Linked DNA regions of Homo sapiens: region 2 is linked to region 1. A link is a loop called in an ENCODE intact Hi-C map of the cell type or tissue named here. Cell type or tissue: B cell. All regions are shown on one strand.

Evidence for each region. Hi-C counts contacts between places; a loop is a spot of excess contacts. Peaks named below come from ENCODE experiments on the same cell type or tissue, not always from the same donor. Only the 100,000 strongest peaks of a DNase experiment are listed, where the experiment ranks them.
Region 2: a loop joins it to region 1, with 6 times the contacts of the local background. A loop is called at or near these places in 16 of 110 quality-filtered maps.

What each region holds. Positions count from the first base shown.
Region 1 is chr9:94,026,541-94,034,540 of GRCh38, forward strand. It overlaps a transcript of PTPDC1 not described here. Among named protein-coding and RNA genes, the nearest start is that of PTPDC1, 54 kb to the right of the region's middle. RefSeq lists an enhancer at 3,812-3,861 and a silencer at 4,132-4,551. In B cell, no CTCF peak of the experiment used is centred here; a DNase peak (open chromatin) is centred at 4,191; H3K4me3 peaks cover 1,707 bases; H3K27ac peaks cover 1,195 bases; H3K27me3 peaks cover 562 bases.
Region 2 is chr9:94,170,913-94,178,912 of GRCh38, forward strand. It overlaps MIRLET7A1HG (miRlet-7a-1/let-7f-1/let-7d cluster host gene), which reads left to right. Exons shown (of 5, transcript NR_170278.1): 2 at 4,953-5,053. It overlaps MIRLET7A1 (microRNA let-7a-1), which reads left to right and starts at 5,045; the gene lies at 5,045-5,124. It overlaps MIRLET7F1 (microRNA let-7f-1), which reads left to right and starts at 5,435; the gene lies at 5,435-5,521. It overlaps LINC02603 (long intergenic non-protein coding RNA 2603), which reads right to left. Exons shown (of 3, transcript NR_160773.1): 3 at 5,657-6,819. It also overlaps MIRLET7D. RefSeq lists a silencer at 254-303. In B cell, no CTCF peak of the experiment used is centred here; DNase peaks (open chromatin) are centred at 293 and 4,939; H3K27ac peaks cover 4,694 bases.

The DNA.
Region 1 (8,000 bases):
AATCAATAGAATTGATTTCAAAAAACACTAAAAACTTTTTATGGCCAAAAATCCCCCATAAACAAAATTATCCCCTAGAAACAAAATAACAAAAATATTAACAAACATAAATAAACTAGGAAACATATTTGCAATCCACAAACAAAGGGCACTTAACATACAAAGTGCTTTCACAATTGCAAAATGGGCTAAAGTCATGAAAAGATAATTCAAAAAACACAATGTCCAGTAAACACATAAAAATATGTTTGAGTTCACTAATTTAACAAATTCAAATTAAAACAATAAGAAATATTTTTTTCACTCATTAGATTGGCAAATATTAAACTTATGGGTAATGCCAATGTTGGCAAGTTATGCATACCAACCAGCATTGTCAAACATTCTTAGAAATATAAATGGGCTTAGTTTTCTGGATAGCTATTTTACAATATGCAAAGAAAAAAAGATTTAAAAAGTATACCATCTGACTCAGCAATTCACTCTGGGTATTATCCTAAGAAAATAATCAGAGAAGTCACAAAGGTATATGCATGAGGACATTTACTGTAATGCTGTTTATAATGAAAAATTTAAAATATCCTAGTATCCATAGAGGATAGTTAAATAAATTATGTTGCAGTCCTATAGTGGAATATTATGTTACCATTAAAAATTATAATGATTCTCTCTCCTTTGTTGGCTTTGAAGAAGTAAGCTGCCATTTCTGAGGTCTATGGAGAGGACCACGAGGCAAAGAATTGAGGGTGGCCTTTAGAAGCTGACAGCAGCCCATTGCTGATAGTCAGCAAGAAAATGGTGACCTGTCTATAGCTGCAAGGAGATGAATTCTGCCAATAACTTGAGGGCACATGGAAGTGGATCTTTTCCCAGTTGAGCTTCTGATAAGATTGTAGCCCTGGCCAGTACTTGAATTGCAATCTGTTGACAGAAACTGTGACAGGACTGATGATGCACAGAAACAGATAATAAACGTGTGGTGTTTTAAGCCATTAAGTCTGTGGTACTCAGCAAAGCTGTCTAAGATATGTTACGTAAAAAATAAGTTATGAAACAGTACGTATGATATGATCTTATTTTAAAGTAAACTTATATTTAAATAAATGTTCATAGAAAAATGTCTTGGACAATGTAAACCACTAGGTGTATTCCTCATACTTTTCTGCCTTTCTTGAAACTTATCTTCAATGAACATGTATATTATAAAGATAGATGTATTTTCATTTTTAAAGAAAAAACAATATCCAAAACCTTGGGAAGAGAGTTTATCTGTGATGTGTAATTTTTGTGTCATAATGATGCTACAGTTTTAAGCCCTTAGAAATTTAGAAAACTAAAGAATTTATGTATAACTAAATAATTTATGTATAAATAATACAGTGATTTTTTTTTCCACTGCGGGATCCTGTTGTTATTGAGTTGGAACTCCAAGAAGGTTGTTAGGTAAACATGGAATGAAAGTAATACCCACATATTACTCAAATTTGTGGAATAACCATCCAAGTTACAGTAGAGGAATGAGGTCTACATAGTCCAGATTTCCCATACAATGCTTATTTAAAATACTAAAGTCATTTAATTTTTGGTTACAAAATATAATCCTAATAGCTATAGAATACACCTTTCAAATGGCTGGAATACAGTATTTATATCCAGTTGTAAGATGTGAAAATCAACTAGAGACTCTGTGCTATTGAGTTTGCTGAAGAAAACATCACACACATGACCTCTATCCTTGATTGTGCTCTCTATCCAATTTAATAATCTTTTCATGGATCCAAATGAAATCTCATCCCCTCCCAAGGGGGGCATGTTTAAACACTCTCAACTTCCTATCCCACTACTTTCCCTCTCACCCTTGGCAGATAATCTGGTTGGCCTAACTAGGGTTATCCATCTATCCACTAGTTGGGGGAACACAAGGCATCTTAATAATGCCACCAAGACTACACACAAGGTGAAGAAATAGTTTCCCCAAAGCAAGGGAAGGAGTGGATGCTATGGCCAAAGGATGCAAACTCCCTGGCATGGCACACATGATCCATCATGACAGGACACTAACTCCTCAATATGTTCTTCTACCCCCACTTTCTTCATAGCCAGTGTCACATATGCTGGCTTCTCTCACATCAACATAATTTTAGACTATCTGATCCCTCTGCTTGGACTGCCATTCCACTTACTTAGCTTGATCCGCTCAAGCTTGATTTTCAAGACTCAGGTCAATCACCATTTCTTTAGAAAGTCTTCTCTAACGAAAATCCCTCTTTTTCCCTCTCTCCAGCCAGGTTGGATACTCTTCTCATGTCTCCCACACCGCCCAAATACCGTTATCATGATGTGTTCTAATTGTTTTTATACTTGTCTGTCTCCCCATAGACTGTGGGCAGGGTAACGTCTAATTCACCTTGGAATTGTTAATGCTTAGTGCAGCACAAGTATACACAAGACATTGTTTATTAAATGTATGAAACCAATCCATTACTTTTTTTTTTTTTTTTGAGATGGAGTCTTGCTCTGTGGCCCAGGCTGGAGTGCAGTGGTGCGATCTCCACTCACTGCAACCTCTGCCCCCTGGGTTCAAGCAATTCTCCTGCCTCAGCCTCCCTAGTAGCTGGGATTACAGGCGTGCACTACCACGCCTGGCTAATTTTTGTATTTTTAGTAGAGACGAGGTTTCTCCATGTTGGCCAGGCTGGTCTCAAATTCCTGACCTCATGTGATCCGCCCACCTCAGCCTCCCAAAGTGCTGGAATTACAGGCTTGAGCCACAATGCCCAGTCTCCATTACTTATTAACAAGCCCAAGTATGGGCACTGTTCTCTGTAGGACAGTGCTGAGAAATACCAAGTCAACGTTTTCAAATGTCTTTTCATCTGCTGCTTACTAAAACAAATTTTTTACATCATTACCATACTGGTGTTTAGATGTCACACTATTTTTGCATTGGTGTATTATATGGGGCCCGCTTCCTGAGCCACAGGGCAGTATGGTAGCTTCATCTTGTTTGTTGATTCCTGTCAGCTTTAGGCAGAGTGGCCTTTGTGGACTCGGTACAGAAAATTACATTCTTAGGTCCATGTGCTTGCAACTCTGCAGCCAACTGGTATCAGACCATCTGGTCAATCTAACAGCCTCTCTGCATTCACAGTTTGTCACCATTTCTATCTTCCAGTGTCATCTGCAACATGGGGCTAGTAATGCCTACCTAGAGGGATTAAATGTGAAAATATATGTAAAGTATCCAGTATAGGGTCTGCCACAGAGTATGTATTTGCCTAGTGAGTTGTTCTGCACATGCAGGGGAAGGACTTACTTCTACTGAGCCATGAGACCCAAGACCACTTGCGAGGGTGAAAAAACAAGATGCAGCAGATTGCTAGTTGCTTAATCAAATTCATTCTTCCCTTCATTTTGGAAAGATTTTTAAGGGCATCAATGTGCCAAGTTAAGATTACAGTTTCCAGCTCTGAGAGGTCATGATACTAAATTCGAGTCTGTAAGATGTAGTTAGAAGGTTTTGTGTGGGACTTCCAGAAAGGCCCTTTCTAAAATAAGGATGTGATGGCTGGAGCTCCAACTACCATTTTGGCCCATAAGGCAAATTGGTGGACACAAGCCAGGTGTAGGGATGACAGAGCCGAACGACCTTAGGTACCTTCCTCCCACTTTCTTTTATGGGAGAGGGGAAAAGCCCCTCGTGGGTTTAGGATACTGGAATCTGGGGGTTCCTGTTACACGCAGGCAAACCCCGTCAGCCACTCTGTAAACTGCTGGGCCTTGCTCTCACCCAGATTCTGCTCCTCGGATTTCTCTGAACCACCTGGGGCCGCGACGAACCACCTGGGGCCGCGACGCCGTAAGAGTTGGGACGATAGGACCAGTAGAAGCAGGAGGAACAACACAGGAAGCGCGCCCGGAGAGGCGGCCAGTCGCTGGGTTCCGTCCGCGGTGCTCCAGGGCTCTCCTGGCTCTTCCTCCATTCACTCTTCTCGACCCTGTGGCCGGGGAGCGCTTGCAGCCAGCTCCGCCGCCGTCCTTCTTGGCTCGCGCCGTCCCCTAGCCGTCCTCACGCCGTCCCCTTACTTAGGGTCCCCTTTCCGCACCCGCGCCATCCCCTCAGCGTCCCTCACGGTTCCCTCACCGCCCGCGCCCGTTCGAAAATGCCCAGAGCCACCGCTCTCGTCACGGTCCGCTTCAGGCCTCCATTGGCCAGCACACGTCACGTGCGGCGTGTGGCGGCTGACATTGGCGGGCGGGCGCGCTGAGGGCAGCGCCGGGGACGCGGCCTCAGCAGGGGCGCCCCGCCACGGGGAGCAGCCCAGGCGCTCGCCCCAGGACGTTGTCCGGCGGGCTGGGCTGGGACCCCTCTGCCTCCAGGGCGCGTCGGGAGCAGCAGGGATCGGTGCCGCGCCGTGAGGGTGCGCAGAGGCTGCCCTCGGGCCCGCTACCCACAGACCCTCCGCGGGGCAGCGTCTCCGGGCCGGCCGCGCCCTGGTCCGCCGACCGCAGACGACTTGTGACACGGACGGCGCGTCCTGCTGACCCCAGCCGGCGCCGAGGGCTTGGAATCTCGAGCGGGAAAAGGTTCGGAATTCGCAGCTAGTTTAGCCGCACACTCAGTATGGTTCTTTCAGATTTGTTTTTTTAAACGTCTAGATATTAAGTGATGCGTGGTGGAGGCAAATCACTGAGGGTCGTGAGCTTGAAACTAAAGTTTAAAGGTCTTGGATTTGAGGGTCTCACATTCAGATGTCTGCAGGGACCAGGCTGGGAGATGCTGGGAGAACCCCCACGTTCTGGGGTGGCGAGTGCCTCTCAACTGCCGCTGGAAGCGATCTCAGATTTTTCATGAGAAGTTGAATATCGGGATTTTTATGTGAAATCTCTTGATTTGTAAATGTTGGCAATCAATTAAAAAAAAAAGAAGAAACACTGGAAGCCAAGCAAAAGACATTTATAAGCTGGTTCTAGTCTGCCAGTTTGTGACCTCTAATTTAGGTCTAATTCTGCCACTAAATTAGTCACGTGACCTTGACCAAGTCATTTATCTCTCGGACATGCATTCTCAACATGGGTGATATTGCTCATGTTCTTAGGGGGAAAAAAGATCGTAGATATTACCGTCCTTTGTGGCCTTCCAAAGAGCCTCAAAACAAGCAGATATACGTTATACCTATGTCATTGAAATTTTATGGGGTTAGCAGATTCGGAAATAAAATGTCTAAAACGTCTCCTGGGAGGAGAGGGGGAAAATCAAGAAAAGGTTGAGAAACACTGCTTTAGGGAGGTGGATAAGCAGATGATCCTGCGATAGTTATGTATGTGGAAGGATTAAAACATACTAGCATTCATAGATTGAGAACCGGAAAACTCCGAGAGGTCATCTTATAAATGTTCCATGCCAGGCACTGTTAACACACACACGTACAGGTACATACATATATACACACATACATATGTCCACACAATTTTATTTGATCTCCACAACAAAGTGTCGTTTCATTTACTGTGTGGGAAAACAAGCTCAGAGGGTTTGGGTGACGTGTCACAGTCAGAGCTATTAATATTAAATGGAAGAACTGGGATTTAAATCCAAGTCTATGTGGCTCCAAAACCACCCACTCATCCTGTTGGCTCCCAGCTTGTCCAGTTGTGTCCAGACCTCTTAGTGCACAAGAATTCCACCTTGTGGCTTTTTAAAAATGCAAAATCTCAGCTCCCACTCCAGAAATGAGGATTCAGTATCAGGGACAGGGCTGGAGGATCTGCATTTTCACACCCTTCTAGGATGATTCCCATATTGGTGACCCAGGGACCATTTTAAGAACAATTGTTCTAGTCTAATTTCCCACCCAATCCCAAAGTCTTCGTGGGGTTGTACCCAAGGGGCTCAAATTTCTCCTCCCAAACAGAGATTCCATCTCCTTTTCCAGACAAGTGACCATTCAAGCTTTGGAAGGAAATCTTTTGTTGGAGGAAACCAAGGTTTAGGAGACAGCACCCTATCCTGTGGAACAGCTCTCATTTTGAGACAGTCCTGACAATTTTGCTTTGCTTTTTTAAAATGAGCTTCCTTCTGTGATATTCTGATCCTCCTTGAAAACTAGGTTCAAGGCATTTATTTGAAAGTTACTATTAAAGTTTTATTATTTATTTATTTTGAGACGGGGTCTCACTCTGTCGCCCAGTCTGGTCTCATACTCCTGGGCTTAAATTAATCCTTGACCTCCTGTAGTGCTGGGATTACAGGTATGAACCACCACACCTGGCCTCACAGTTCTCTTAAAAGCACATCCTTTTTCTTTTTCTCTATTTATTTATTTATTTTTTAAGTTTGAAACAGTGTCTCGCTCAGGTGCCCAGGCTGGAGTGCAGTGGTGCAATCTCAGCTCACTGCATCCTCAACCTGCCAGGCTCAAGCAATCCTCCCACCTCAGCTTCCCAAGTAGGTGGGATTACTGCTGTGTGCCACCACGCCCAGCTACTTTTTGTATTTTTTATGGAGATGGAGTTTCGCCATGTTCCCCAGGCTGGTCTTGAATTCCTGGGCTCAAGTAATCTCCCGCCTCAGCCTCCCAAAGTGCTGGGATTACAGCTATGAGCCACCGTCCCCAGCCTGCACGTCCTTTTTCAAAACCAACAACTGCCTCAAAGTCCAGACATTTTCTTTGTTCTAAATTAAGCAGTATAGAGGATGGGAAAATGTATACATCGAAATGTTTCTTCAGAATCATGTTTTATATAAGTTACTTATATATTTCTTTTTCTAAAAATGATGTAAGTTGAATAATCAAAACATTTCTTTGCAATTATTATCTGGATCGTTTCACGTACCTCATGTGTTGTTACTGAAAAAGTTGTATTTCATTTTTCTGGTTTCTGTGGAGGCAACATGGGGTACAGGAAATAAAGTGTGTTTAAGGAAGAACCGGTGTTCTAATCCCAATTCCAGTACTTTCTAGTTATGTGACCTCGGGCTGGTGACGTCCTCTCTGATTCTCAGTTCTTCCTCTCTGATTCTCACTTTCCTAATCTTTAAAATGGGGACAGTGCCTCCAGGGTTGTGACATTTATATGAGACAGCATGTGTAAAGCCCTAGTAGAGTGCTAAGCACAACTATTTTCTATTAATATTAGTTTTTTTCCTCTCTCACTCTCTTTAGAGCAAATTTATGAGTTCCTATCCTGCTGTAATATTTAAGATCATTTTGATTTCCAAAAAGATGCATTTTCTGGAGCACTTAACTGTATGTGAGACATAAAAAAATTCATAAAAAAAATAGTGGGCCATCTTTTTAAAAAACTTTGCTGAGAAAACTAAGGGCAAATTGACTATCTAGTTTCTTATCAGGTTTTGCTCTCTATGACCAAAGTCATCCATTTGTTAATTTAGCAGATATTTATGAACACTTATCATGTGCCAGGCAGTATAGTAGATGTAGACAATATAACTGTAAAGAAGACAGACAAGGTCCCTAACCTAAAATAAATTATATAAGAAAAAGATAGTAAGCAAATAAAGTAATTACAGATTTTGATAAATGCTTAAACAGTAAAACTGAATAATGTCAGTGAATTTAACATGGTAAGAAAATATGTTCCTCACTGAGTTTAAATTTGTGAAAAAATATTAGGAAATTATCTTAAACTCTTAAGTCTTAATTAAGGTTTTGAAATTAGGCTGTGTCAGAAAATGGGAGATTTGTGGCCAAGCACAGTGGTTCACGCCTGTAATTCCAGCACTTTGGGAGACTGAGACGGGTGGATCACCTGAGGTCAGGAGTTCAAGACCAGCCTGGCCAACATGGTGAAACCCCATCTCTACTAAAAATACAAAAATTAGTGGAGTGTGGTAATGCAGACCTGTACTCCCAGCTACTCAGGAAGCTGAGGCAGGAGAATTGCTTGAACCTGGGAGACGGAGGTTGCAGTGAGCCGAGATCATGCCACTGCACTCCAGCCTGGACAATAGAGTGAGACTCTGTCTCAGAAAAAAC
Region 2 (8,000 bases), 140 kb after region 1:
AAATGAAATTAGGAATGTGAATGTTAATAAGTTATGAAAACTTACTTGATGTAAATGTAGATATAGACAAGTCTATAACTAATAGATTTGCCTGCTTTGTAGCATGCTTTAAATTGATAATATTTTTAACTATCACAAGTATATCTGGAAAGGTAAAATTCCTGTTAGGATAGTTTGTCAAATTAATTTATTAAGTACAGTTGCCATTTGTTGAGTTAATTTCTCAGTCATTCAATATCTTTGCATGTATCCCAGTCCTGACAGCAACCCCATGAGGTGTGGCTGTTACAGTTCCCCCAAATGGCGATGAGAGAACACAGCCACTAAGTAGCTGCTTGGCTGCTTGACCCTGAAACCATTGCCCTTAACCATTTTCCTGTACTGGTATGCTGAGCTGAATGAAATGAAGATACATTTTGTGTAAGTTGAATTTTGACTTTTAGTTGCCATAAATTAATTAAATAATTTATTATTGTATATATTTTTTTGAGACAGTTTTGCTCTTCTTGCCCAGGCTGGAGTGTAATGGTGCGATCTTGGTCTACTGCAACCTCTGCCTCCTGGGTTCAAGCGATTCTCCTACCTCAGCCTCCTGAGTAGCTGGGATTACAGGTGCCTACCACCATGCCTGGCAAATTTTTGTATTTTTAGTAGAGATGGGTTTTCACCATGTTGGCCAGGCTGGTCCCAAACTCCTGACCTCAGGTGATCCACTCGCCTGGGCCTCTCAAAGTGCTGGGATTATAGGTGTGAGCCACTGTGCCTGGCCAGTTGCCGTAATATATATATATTTTTTTTGAGACCGCATCTTGCTCTGTTGCCCAGGCTGGAGTGCGGTGGCATGATCTCGGCTCCATGCAACCTCCACCTTCCAGGTTCAAGCGATTCTTCTGCCTCAGCCTCCCGAGTAGCTAGGACTACAGGCGCATGCCACCATGCCTGGCTGATTTTTTTATTTTTAGTAGAGAGGGGGTTTCACCATATTGGCCAGGCTGGTTTCGAACTCCTGACCTCATGATTTGCCCTCCTGGGCCTCCCAAAGTGCTGGGATTACAGGCATGAGCCACTGTGCCTGGCCATTTGCCATAACTTTTAATGAGAGGGTAGTTCCAGCTACAGATTGAGGTAGTATGTGAATAAGGATAGAAAGTGGATATAAAAGTATTTTTGTTACTTTTTAAGAAAGAATTATCAGAAGGCTCAAATTCTGATAATTTTAGCTAATAGTATTCTACCTAAGAAGTAAACAAAGGCCCAGAAATTAGATGATATGTCCAAGGACATAGTAAATGGGGAGCCAGCATTAACTGTAGACAGAAAAACTTCAAGTCCTAAATGTATACTAGCTATCAACCCACTCTTTCCCAGTACGCAAGCATTACATAGTTGTGATTAGTTAGTTAGGGCTTTTAATTAACTTCCAAATGAATATTTCCATGGGTTCTTGTAATCCATAAATTCATGGATTATGTTCAGTGTTTATGAGAGCTGGCCCTAACTGAACATTGCTCGGCTGTTTGGTTTTAGTTTCCACCATTTGCTGTAATCAGTGTTTTCTAAACTGCAGGCTGGGAACCATTAGATTATAAAATCAGTTCATGTATATAATAAAATAACATATTAGAGTAAGTATTGATTTGTGAACAATATTATTTATTGGATTACTTATATACATATACTTTTCAAAAAATTGAGGGTCATGTTAATAGCACTTGGTATGTAAATTACCAGAATGCTTTCTAGCAATATGGTATTTATTTACATAGCTGGATTGAGAAAGAATAATACAAAGTAAGCATGTGACACCAAGGTTGGAAAAAAAATGTGTTTTTGAATGTTTGATGAGGATTCAAACATGTTTTAAATGAGAAAATCGGTAGGAGGTTGAGGATTGTAGTAGAAGTACCAGATGCTTTTTCTTTTAGCTGTTTTTTTTCGTTGCTGTTGTTTGGTTGGTTTTGGTTTTGGTTTTTTTTTTTTTTTTTTTGGCTGTTATTGTTTTAAAAGTAAGGACTAGGCCGGGTGCAGTGGCTCACGCCTGTAATCCCAGCACTTTGAGAGGCGAAGGCAGGCAGGCAGGCAGATCACCTGAGGTCAGGAGTTCGAGACCAGCCTGGCCAACATGGTGAAACCCCGTCTTTACTAAAAATACAAAAATGAGCTGGGCGTGATGGTGGATGCCTATAATCCCAGCTACTTGGGGGGCTGAGGCAGGAAAATCGCTTGAACCCAGGAGGCGGAGGTTTCAGGAGCCAAGATCACACGGTTGCACTCCAGCCTGGGTGACAGAGCAAGACCTCGTCTCTAAAAAAATAAAAGTAAGGACAGTGCTGATTCATGGGAAATATTTTGGCTTATAAAGGGCCTGACGTTAGGGACAAGTGTGTCTGTGAGTTCCTAGTTTGCATAACCTGGCCTTGTAGAATTGAAATGGTCTCAAATGTAGTATAGTTTAGTGATGCAGTACTGTCTCTAATTTGGGGCAAGTTATTAAGCTTCTTACCACCAGTTTTCATCTAGAGATGATGAAGTAGTTGGACCTTACATATTTTGGATATATGGTATTAATAAATCTTTCCCTTTTTGTTACAGACGTGTTGATACTGCAGCTAGGAAAGCTGAGGGACTTCGGCTAAATTTCTTTTGCAAGATTTCAATGGCAGAGAATTAGTAGGGCCAGGATTTGAACCCTGGTTTTTATTGACTCCAAATGAGTAATGCTGTGAACATTCAAATACACGTTTTTTCAATTCTCTTGCCCTTTTTTTTTGCGGGGAGGGGCAGGGTCTCACTCTCTTGCTCTGACTGGAGTGCAGTGGTGTGGTCATAGCTTACTGCAACCTTTAACTCCTAGGCTCAAGCAATCTTCCTGCCTCAACCTCCTGAGTAACTCAGCTGGGACCATAAGCCTGCACCACCACACCCAGCCATGTTCAGTTCTCTAGAGTATATACCTAGAAATGGAATTGCTGGGTCATATGGTGAACTGTTTTTTACTCATCACTAACCAGTTCTGACACCAACAATCAATTCTTCAACTCGACACCAACAGAGTGTCCTACAATTAAATTTAATTCTGAAACTACCTGAAGTTAGTACAAACTTCACAGGTTGAGGGCTCAAACACGTAAGACTGCCCCCGCTTCAGATGCAGGTTTCTACCTGAATTTTTAACCAACCAGCTATAAATTAGGGGGTTTCACAACCTCTTCCACTGGGTCTATAATTTGCTAGGATGGCTTACAGAACACAGGAAGACACTCATTATCACTGGTTTATTATAAAGGATTTAAATGAATAGCCAGATGAAGAGGTCCTTAAGCTGAAGTCCAGGAGGGTTCCTAGCACAGGAGCTTCTGTATCTATGGAGTTAGGGTTACACCAGCCTCCTGGCATGAAGATGTGTTTTTCAACTCAGAGCTGTCCAAACCCTGACACTTAAGGGGTTTTTATGGAGGTTTCATACTTAGGCATGATTGATTACATTATTGGCCTTTGATGATTGGCTTACTCTCTGTCCTCTCTGCTTTACCTGGAGGTTGAGGGGGTGAGGCTGAAAGTTCCACCCCTCTAATCACACCTTGGTCTTTCTGGTGACTATCCCCCTCCTGAAACTACAGGAGCCACCAATCGACTCAGTAGCATTAAACAGACATTCATCACTTAGGAAATTCTGAGGGTTTTAGGAGCTGTATGCCAGCCAGGATCTTCAAATGGAGACAAAGACGAAATACGTGTTTCTGATTCCACTTAACAACTGTTTGACTTGTCTACAAGTTTTGTTCTCCAAAGCAGCTGCACCATTTCACATTCCCACCAGCAATCTAAGGGTTCCAATTTTCTCCGCATCCTTGTCAACACTTTTATTAATCTTATTAGCCATCCTAATGAATAATGTATCTTTTCATGTGCCTGTTGGCCATTTGTGCTTATGAGTCATATCTTTGGTGAAATATCTATTAAAATATTTTACCATTAAATTAGGTTGTTTTAAGTTACTTTAATGTGTGTTTTGCACACCAGTTTACAAAGAATGCAGATCCATTTTTTTTGCATGTGGCTATACAGCCGTCAGCATTATTTGTTGAAAAAACGATTCCCAGTTGAATTGTCTTGTCATGGTTGAAAATCAGTTGACCCATGTATGGGTTTATTTCTAGACTTTAAATTCTATTATATTGAGCCGTATGTTTTTTATTACGTTTTGTAATTTTAAAAATTAGTGCTTTTGGTTACTAAATCACTACAAAATAAATTTAGTCCCTATCTTAAAAGATAATCTTCGTAGTAGCTACCTCCTAAATATGAAGTCTGTAAATTAAAGGGTAATAATACAGTTTAGATTACTTGGGTTTATTAAAGATTTTGGACTCTGCCTTCAATCCACATATTACCTTTCTATCTAAAGGAAAGGATCCTGACCCTGAATCAGATCCAGGTGATTATCTTTGATTTAGTCCTAATAAGACCACTTAGTGTTTGCTCGCATGGGATAAATGAGTAGGTTCCTTTAAAAATTAGTTTCTATTTGTGTGTGTTTTTTATATTATCTCGTTGTATGTTAGTGCATTTGGATTATGCATGATGTACAGGACTTTTGGGTTTTGAAGTCATTGGATTTTTAATTAGAGGCTGTCATGTTTTTCTGTAATGATTTTTTGTTGTTTCTTGAAGGATAAGTTATTTCATGCATTTTCATTTGTAGGAACTGTAAGAAAACCAGCAGTTAATAATAGTAAAAGGTGGTGGTAAGAGGGTGATTTCTGAATCTTGTAAATACATGGTTTTAGGAGCGGATTCAGATAACCAAGCATTTAAAATACTATTAATGAAATACAGGAAATGAAACCACAGCATAGATTATGCATGTAGCCAAAATGTTCAGTTAAACTTCATTTTCAACGTAAGTGAATGAAAATGGTCTAATACTATTTTTCTTATCACTCACACAGGAAACCAGGATTACCGAGGAGGAAAAAAAGCCTTCCTGTGGTGCTCAACTGTGATTCCTTTTCACCATTCACCCTGGATGTTCTCTTCACTGTGGGATGAGGTAGTAGGTTGTATAGTTTTAGGGTCACACCCACCACTGGGAGATAACTATACAATCTACTGTCTTTCCTAACGTGATAGAAAAGTCTGCATCCAGGCGGTCTGATAGAAAGTCAGTTAACTAATTGTACAATATTTAAGATTAACTTGTCTTAAAGAGATGTAGTGCAGCATTTGTTTATGGCCTGGAAATAAATTAATTTAGAGATAAAGTCTGTAGCAAGTACACTGGATGGGGGTGGGGAAACCTTTTGCTTCTTGTCTTATTTCTCTGTGTCAGAATAAATGTATTTTTTTATTTTGATTTATGCTGATAATTTTATGTTGAAATTTTCTTTCGAAAGAGATTGTACTTTCCATTCCAGAAGAAAACATTGCTCTATCAGAGTGAGGTAGTAGATTGTATAGTTGTGGGGTAGTGATTTTACCCTGTTCAGGAGATAACTATACAATCTATTGCCTTCCCTGAGGAGTAGACTTGCTGCATTATTTTCTTTTTATTTAGATGATATTAAAACTCAGAAGAATTAATTTTGACATTTTGTATTTACAGTTTATCAGTTAATTTTCTCTGTTCAAGTAGTACAGTAGGCACAGATTAACATTTAAATTTTTCACATATGGTATATTTCAGAAATTTGAAGTTAAGCAAAAATTTTAATGAGTAGAGAAAGTAAGTAGCCTTCAGGAAATCTTCATAGAGGACCAGGCCCTTTTGGAATTGTGAATAGGTTTATTGCCTTACATCCTGGTACACATGTCCAAGGTCAGGTCCTGGGTGGTAAAGGTAAATACAAATTGGAAGGGCACTGTGTGAGCCAAAATGAGTCAGATTAGTCATGATTCATTTCCAGTTTGGGTTTTGGGTGGTCTTGGAGAATGTTGTAAGCACTGCTTCATTGATAGGTTGATTGAGCCAGACTTTACTCAGCAGCCTGGAAAAGGAGAGATGGGCTCTGGGTTCTACCTTTGCTCACTGGTAAGTTGCTAAGATTTCAGCTTTGCCCTCAAACCCTGAAGTAGTCCTTCATTCACACAGTGGGATCACTCGAAAATGTCAGATGGGGAAGTCCATAGGTTGTTACTTTAAAGAAAATAGAAAAAATGCTGGAAAAGGTTTCTTCAATTTTAATACCCATGAAGGCCCATGTTTTAGCTTTCCTCCGATGGGCAAACCATACACTAACTTGGGCCTTGTAATCAACAAGCAAGGCTAAAAGCTCTCTAAGTGCTTGCTGTTTAAACTATTTTGTGTTGGAAGAAGAGTTGGAAAAGAGGCAGTGTGGAGGTGAGGGAGAAGTTCCCTCCCTCCAATCATTTCCAATAAATGGAAATTTAAGGAGAAATTTGTGTTTATCCTTAATATCTAAGATAATCACTGTGCAGTGCCATTGGTACTTTTCATGAGAGTAGAAACATCAAACTTCCTTGGATGGGCCCAACCCAGGTGACTTAACTCTGGACCAAATGTATGCTTTTTGTTTTATCCACTGTGGACAGCTGCATAGATAATTGGTCTTTGTTCTAAACTGCACATAAAAACATGGGAGAAAATGACATTTGTTGCCTTTTGATGTGCCAAAGAAGAGTGGGAATGTTCTAAGAATTCTTTTTGGCTTAATCTTTGTTGAATTGAAAATATGTATAACTCTTCTGCTGAAAGTGTAGCAAGTACAGTCATGAAATTTTGTGGTCTTCCTGACATGTTCTTCCAGCATAACGTTGCCACCTTCAGTTGGAAACGTATCCTTATCTAATAATTAAGCCCTGGAGAAAAATTAATTTATATATTTTATTAATTACATAAGGACATTGTTATTAGCTAAGCAGAGTAAGTAAATCGAAATAAAACTTTAAAAATGCCTTTATGGAGAGAATGACTATCTCTGAAAGCTTGTTTTTAATGATGATAAAATTCATGATCAGAATTTGTTTCTGTTTGCTTTAATTCAGGGGTCAAAAACTGAAATACCATCAGAGGCCCAGGAGGGGCTAGTTGTAACTGGCAAATATAGTAAATTAATTTGCTCTGGTTGATAGGTAGCAAGCAGGGTTTATATACATTGTCACCTACTTTTCCAGTTAACAGGAGAGACTGGAGATTTTATGAAATTTGATATTTAAATGTTGGTAACTGGGTTGGGCACCATGGCTCACACCTCTAATCCCAGCACTTCGGGAGGCTGAGGCGGGTGGAGCACCTGAGGTCAGGAGTTAAAGACCATCCTGACCAGCCTGGTGAAACACAGTCTCTAATAAAGATACAAAAATTAGGCCGGGTGTGGTGGCTCATGCCGGTAATCCCAGCACTTTGGGGAGGCCAAGGTGGGCGGATCACCTGAGTCAGGAGTTTGAGACCAGCCTGCCTAAATGGTGAAAACCTGTTTCTACTAAAAATACAAAAAAGTAGCTGGGCGTGGTGGTGGGCGCCTGTAATCCCAGCTACTCTGGGGGCTGAGGCAGGAGAATCACTTAAACCCAGGAGGCAGAGGTTGCAGTGAGCCGAGATCACACCACTGTACTCCAGCCTGGGTGACAGAGCGAGACTGTCCAAAAAAAAAATTGATAATTAAATGTTAAAAGTCAGCGACTCCAGTAATACGTGGTGGGCTGAGTATTAGACTACTGGCTTACATCCTCTGATGTCATTACTTTCTTGTTCGTTTGTGACTTGAGGTTGGATTTTAAGCAAATGTATTTGTGGCTTTTTACCAAGGTCATATGGCCAGATAACTTTTCAAAAGCATTAGTTAAAGAATTCTGATTAGTTTGAATTAGAAACAAAACTCAAAGAACATGACCTAATTTAACAGGTTAATTTGAAGTGCATCTGCCAAGTAGAAGACCAGCAAGAAAAAAAAAATGGGTTCCTAGGAAGAGGTAGTAGGTTGCATAGTTTTAGGGCAGGGATTTTGCCCACAAGGAGGTAACTATACGACCTGCTGCCT